Regions from separate parts of the Homo sapiens genome. Here region 2 is linked to region 1. Evidence: chromatin loops called from intact Hi-C (ENCODE). Cell type or tissue: endothelial cell of umbilical vein. All regions are shown on one strand. Links, peaks and the distances in the headings refer to the core of each region. The heading gives the core; the rest is flanking DNA.

What was found. Peaks named below come from ENCODE experiments on the same cell type or tissue, not always from the same donor. Only the 100,000 strongest peaks of a DNase experiment are listed, where the experiment ranks them.
Region 2: it touches region 1 in a loop (23-fold over the local background); 5 of 110 quality-filtered maps call a loop at or near these places.

The regions. Positions count from the first base shown.
Region 1 is chr7:149,623,313-149,626,114 of GRCh38, forward strand. It overlaps the pseudogene ZNF767P. Among named protein-coding and RNA genes, the nearest start is that of TRC-GCA9-3, 11 kb to the right of the region's middle. RefSeq lists silencers at 966-1,065, 1,086-1,835. In endothelial cell of umbilical vein, for the core only: CTCF peaks have their summits at 1,538 and 2,372; DNase peaks (open chromatin) are centred at 1,459 and 2,349; H3K4me3 peaks cover 1,666 bases; H3K27ac peaks cover 1,653 bases.
Region 2 is chr7:149,309,015-149,311,816 of GRCh38, forward strand. TRC-GCA1-1 (tRNA-Cys (anticodon GCA) 1-1) reads left to right here and starts at 1,176; the gene lies at 1,176-1,247. In endothelial cell of umbilical vein, for the core only: a CTCF peak has its summit at 1,387 (motif pointing right); a DNase peak (open chromatin) is centred at 1,367.

The sequences.
Region 1 (2,802 bases), core at 283-2,782:
TGTGTAAGGCCTTCACACTATGTGGTGGGAGGTGTCGACTGTGCGCTGCTCACTCCAGCCCAGCTTCTTACTGACAAGTGGCTGGAATATGTGGGGCTGTCCTTGGACTCCTGCCAGGAAGCCGAAACTCTTTGCTTGAGAGGAGCTGATGGTAAGAGGAGCCCGATCCCTCACTGGCCGCCCACCCGCAGGATGAAGTCCTGGCATGCAAGCCCCTTCCTAGTCTCTCTCTGCAGACTCCTTTCCCACTGCCTCCAAACCAAAACCATCTTCTCCAGGCTCATGGACTCCTTTCTGTGCCTGCACACGCCCTGCACTGTCCCGTCTCTCTGCGCCTTTGCCCAGGCACTCCTCCCTCCCTGAAAGCACCACCGGTCTAGCTGGGCCTGAAATCCTAGCCGTCCCTAAAAGCCCGGCTCAAATCACAGAGGCGCAGAGCATCAGGCCAGGAGGGGTGGACAGCGGTACCAAGAGGCCCCCTGACACTCCTTCCCCCGGAGCCCACCGCAAGCTTCCACCTGGGCGCCAACACTCACCCCTTCCTATTTTGCACAATTATTGCCCGCGTACCTGCCTGCCTGGTCCTTGAACACACAGCCACTGTGTGTCTTTTCACACTTCCAGGTGTGCAAGCCTGGGCAAGTTAACTTCTCTAAGCCCCAGGTTTTTCTTTTGCATGACAGAGATAACACCAGTACCCATCCCACAGGCTTGCTGTGAGGACAGAAGGACAGACTAAGGCCTCAACAGGACTTGGTGCAGTACCTGGCTCTATATTCCCTTCCGCGCCGACCCTGGGGAGCTGGGCACGTAAGGGGTGTCGGTATACGCGGATTCGAAGCCTCACAACTCCCAGGTACCACTAAGCCGCTGGGGGGAGCTGGGGGAGGGACCCACAGGCCGAGCGCCAAGCAGAGAAAAGAGCCTCGGGTGGGGGGACGCAGATGTAGGGTTCAGCGGCTGGGGCGGGGGCAGGAAGCCCCGGAGGGGCCAAGGATCTTGGCGTGGGGCGGCCCGGGGCGGGGACAACCGTTCCGCCAGCGCTCGGGCTCGGCCCGGAGTGGGGGGCCCGGCTGGCAAGCGCAGTAGGCCCCGGCAGACGCCGCGGCCCTGTTCCCCGGAGCCCCAGGCGCGGTAGTACGGCTCGGCTCCCGCAGCCCCCGTGTGCCGGGCCCGGGTCGCCCGGGGAATCCAGGCCGCGAGTTCGTGCGCGCGCTGGTCGCCCTTACCGGAGCTGCGGCCGCCTCCTCCATGGCCCTGCGCTGTCCCCCGCGGCCCAGATAAAGTCGTCGCCGCTGCTGCGCGCGGCCCCACGCAGGGCCCGCCTCCCGGTGCTCTCCGCAGGCGGCGCCCGCCCAGCCCTGTCTCTGCCGCCGCTGCTCCCTGACTGCCCCTGCCCTGCGCCGCCCGCAGTTGCGTCAACGCCTTTAGCGCCCGGCCGGTCCGCACTGTATCCTGGGAGCCGGCGCGGCCGACGAAGGCACATGAGGCTTCCTGGAGGCAGGCAGCCGCACAGCCCCACCTGCAGCTCCGGAGGCGAACTGCAGGCGCGACCCCGCCTGGCCCGCGCCCGGGAGCTGACCCCGCGACCCCTGGCCGACCCCTCGCCCCTTCCCCGACTGCCGCGTGTGCGCGCGCAGTCACTGCGCTGGCCCCGCGACCCAGGCCGAGGGACTCGGTTACCGAAAGAGTCCCCCTCATAAGACCCGCCTGGCCGCGCCCGCGGGCAAGCAGGGGCTTCCAGGCAGGGCCCTCCCCGGTGACCGCGGGCAGTGTGGCCCCCTCGCCCAGCTGGGCCCCGGCGCGGCCGAACAGGCACTTCTGCCGCCCGAGGTCCTGGGCCTGGAGGTTTGGGCTGTTTTCGGGGGGCAGCTGTAACTCATCCCCATCTGTGTTTGAAGTGGAATAAATACTTCGAACAATAGGAATATACCGGTAGATGCTACTTAGCATTTTCTACCATGTGTTTATTACAGTAAATATTTTTTAATGGCATGAGCAATGGAACGCAATACCATCATTGAACATTATTTTGGGGAAGAAATTGGTATGGACAGATGTTCATGATATTTTAAGAGAAAAAGCCTGTCCAGAACGATCCTGTCTTTGTTTTAAAATTAACACTTTAAAACAATATATGACATCATATGTAGTATTATATACCGTGTATATGTGTATCTATAGTTTTGAAAGTTTGGAAGCATACAAATGTCAACATAGACTAAGTAGTTTTCTTTAATAGAGCACAGGCCGTTTTTACGCATTTTATTTTCCCAATTCATGTTTTTATTTTTCAATAACAAGGATAGTATTTTTAAACGAGAGAAAAATAAACATTTAAAAGTCCTTAAGAGGCTGAGGATGGAGGGCGCCTTGGACGGGGGCCCCCACGTGGTTACAGAGGCGCATTGCCTTTCAGATTCCTGGGCTGAGTGGGGCTCTTTCCAGCTGGGGAACCTGCGACATGTGATGTGGGGTCTATGGGGCTTGCCAGGCCTAGGGACCGGGATCTGAACATTCTCCCCTAGTTTCTCTTCATCAGCGTGGGCTGTACGTTCAGTGTATAAAAATGGAATTGCCCCAGGAGTCGTGTGGGCGAAGACCTTACTCATAGTGTTGCCGATGCTCCTGCGTCCGACTTGCTTCTTTGGGTCGCAGGCACAACCTAGCTATTCTCTGATGCCTCTCATCTCTGGGCGATTGTCCCTCAAATGAGGGGGTTTAGAGATTTCCTGCCTGGAGCCTTTGGCATCATTTTGTCTTTTGGAGTAAATCCGACAAAGGGTAAAATCACCCTACTCA
Region 2 (2,802 bases), core at 72-2,571, 310 kb before region 1:
GTCCAGTGCCCTAAGCTGTGGCCCCAACACATCAGCAGTTCTTATGGGTCCTTTTCTCCAGTGGGGTCACACTCAGGGCCCATGTTGACTATTAATTCTGCAAGGAGGTCCTGCTGTACTGTAGGCCTTGGGCCTCGATGCCTCTCTAAGATCCTCCCCCATTGTCTCACCCAACACTGTGCAATGACCATCCTTGAACTTTCTTGTCAAGGCTGCACCTGAATCCATTGCTCTTGCTGCCATTTTCACATGGAATTCCTTCCCACCTGCCTTGTTTAAGTAAGCCCTTCAGAACGCAAAGCCCATTTTGAATAGGGAACATGCCATTACCCTAGTTTTGGTCAGGTGTGTAATTTACACCCTCTCCTCTGTATTCCAAGAGCTATTATCATGAATTGCCATGACAGGCATTTCCACTAAACTTTTAGCTCCTGAGGCCGGGAATTGTGTGGTTGTTAGAGTCTGGGACACAGGAGGCACCTACTAGTGCTCATTGAATTAATGCATGAAACTCATCAAGGAATCTGGCTGTGCAGGGCTTCCCATGGCTCTGTTTAGCAGAGGCAGTAGGTTGCTAGTCTTTCTTAATATGTTCCACTCTGCTGAGAATACTGAGAGGCCCCTAGGGCTGCAGTGATGGTCCCCCATGGCCATGTCCTGGCTACTCCTGACTTCTTTTAGAGAACCACTTTTCTCCTCATACTATAGACATATATTCTGAGTGGAGGCAGATATATTCTTAGAAGACCTTACTCCTGAAATGGTTATACCCCTTACATATCTTAATCCTTGGTGGCAGTGGCTGCTCATGGATAGGCACAGAACCCAAGCCAAACCAACCACAGTCCTTCTCTAGAATTTTTTAGACTCAAGTCTTTTTCTCTCTGGCAATCAAAGTGTGGAGCTATGAACCTACAAATGTTGGAGGCAGGGTCTCAGCTGCGTGGAGAGTTGGGTTTGAGACATTAAAACTAACTTAAGAGGGAACCAAAGAATAAAGCTACAGGGAGAGAGTCCTGAGAACATTTGAGTTCCTGGAAGTCAGCTTCTTGTCTGATATTTACATTATATTTTATTTTCTATCAGCTGAAATTTAATCTCTGCCACTTACCATCATGTTAATACAACACGATTCCAAAGCTGAAATAATATTAATAGGAAACATAATGGCAGCAGGGGGCATAGCTCAGTGGTAGAGCATTTGACTGCAGATCAAGAGGTCCCTGGTTCAAATCCAGGTGCCCCCTAGTTTTCTTCACTTCTAGAATGCATCTTTTGGGAGACAGTATTTGAGACAAAAAAGGAGATGAAGGAGAAACAATGAAAGAAGCTTAAGAAGAGGGAGAAATGGATGCTGGGTAAAAAGAATCAACAACTGTCCACCAGAGGGAGTGATATGGTCAGGCTGAAATCTGAAAAAAAATACCTAGTTTGGCCCAGCAATGTCTGAGTTGGAGGAGAAGACAGGAAGAGATGCTAGACCACTGCAATAATGATGTGCTGAGCAGAGCTGGACTGAGTATTGTTCCTTCTCAACAATTAGCCTCACTGAAGGTCTAGTCCCAAAGCCCTTGCAATCTCTTGATATGGTTTGGTTCTGTGTTGTCACCCAAATCTCTTGTTGAATTGTAATCCCCAGTGTTGGGGTAGGGATCTAGTGGGGGGTGATTATGGGGCAGATTTTTCCCTTGCTGTTCTTGTGATAGCGAGTGAGTTCTCATGAGATCTGGTTGTTTGAGAGTGTGTAGCACTTCCCCCTTTACTCTCTTTCTTTCCTGCCGGCCATGTGAATATGTGCTTGCTTCTCACACCCCTTCTGCCATGATTGTAAGTTTCCTGAGGCCTTCCCAGAAGAAGCCTGTACATCCCACAGAACTGTGAGCCAATTACACCTATTTTCTTTATAAATTACCCAGTCTCAGGTATGTCTTTATAGCAGTGTGAGAACAAACAAATACACTTCTCTTTCCCTTCCCCCATGCTGTGGACAAAGATATCAACAAGAAAATTTTTCTTTGCTGGTCTGCACATAAGCTCAAGCTCAAAAGAGCTGTTGGCCTGGCGTGCAGAGACCTCTCCTGGAGGCCTGAGACTAGGATGATGATCATGTTGTCCCTTGGGTACTCCGTATATATCTGCAGTGGGAACAGTTCTCTGGCCCAGGAGCTCCTTGACTGCCAAAACAAAGTCTTCATCAGCTAGGGGTTCACAGAACATGACACAGATTGGAACAGGCAGGAGCTCAATAAATGTTTGTTGAATACACGAACTAGTGATGACCTTTTTAAAAATTTTTAAATTTTAAACTCAAGGGGTACGTGTACAGATTTGTTACATGGGTATATTGAGTAATGCTGATGTTTGGGCTTCTAATGATCCCATTGCCAAACAGGTAGTTTATTAACCCTTCTCCCCCTCCCTCCCTCTCCCCTTTTGGATTCCCCAATGCTTATTGTTCCCATCTCTCTGTCCATGTGTATCTAATGTTTAGCTCCCACTTATAAGTGAGAACATGTGGTATTTGGTTTTTTGTTTCTGTGTTAACTCACTTAGGATAATGGCCTCCAGCTGCATCCATGTTGCTGCAAATGATGTGATTTCATTCTTTTTTTTGTGACTCTGTAGTATTCCATGTTATATATGTACCACATTTTTTTTTGACAAGGCCTTGCTTTGTCACCCAGGCTGGAGTGCAGTGGTACAATCATGGCAATCATGGGTCTCTGCAGCCTCAACCTCCTGGGCTCAAGCAATCCTCCCACTTCAGGCTTCTGAGTAGCTGGGACTACAGGCATGCACCAC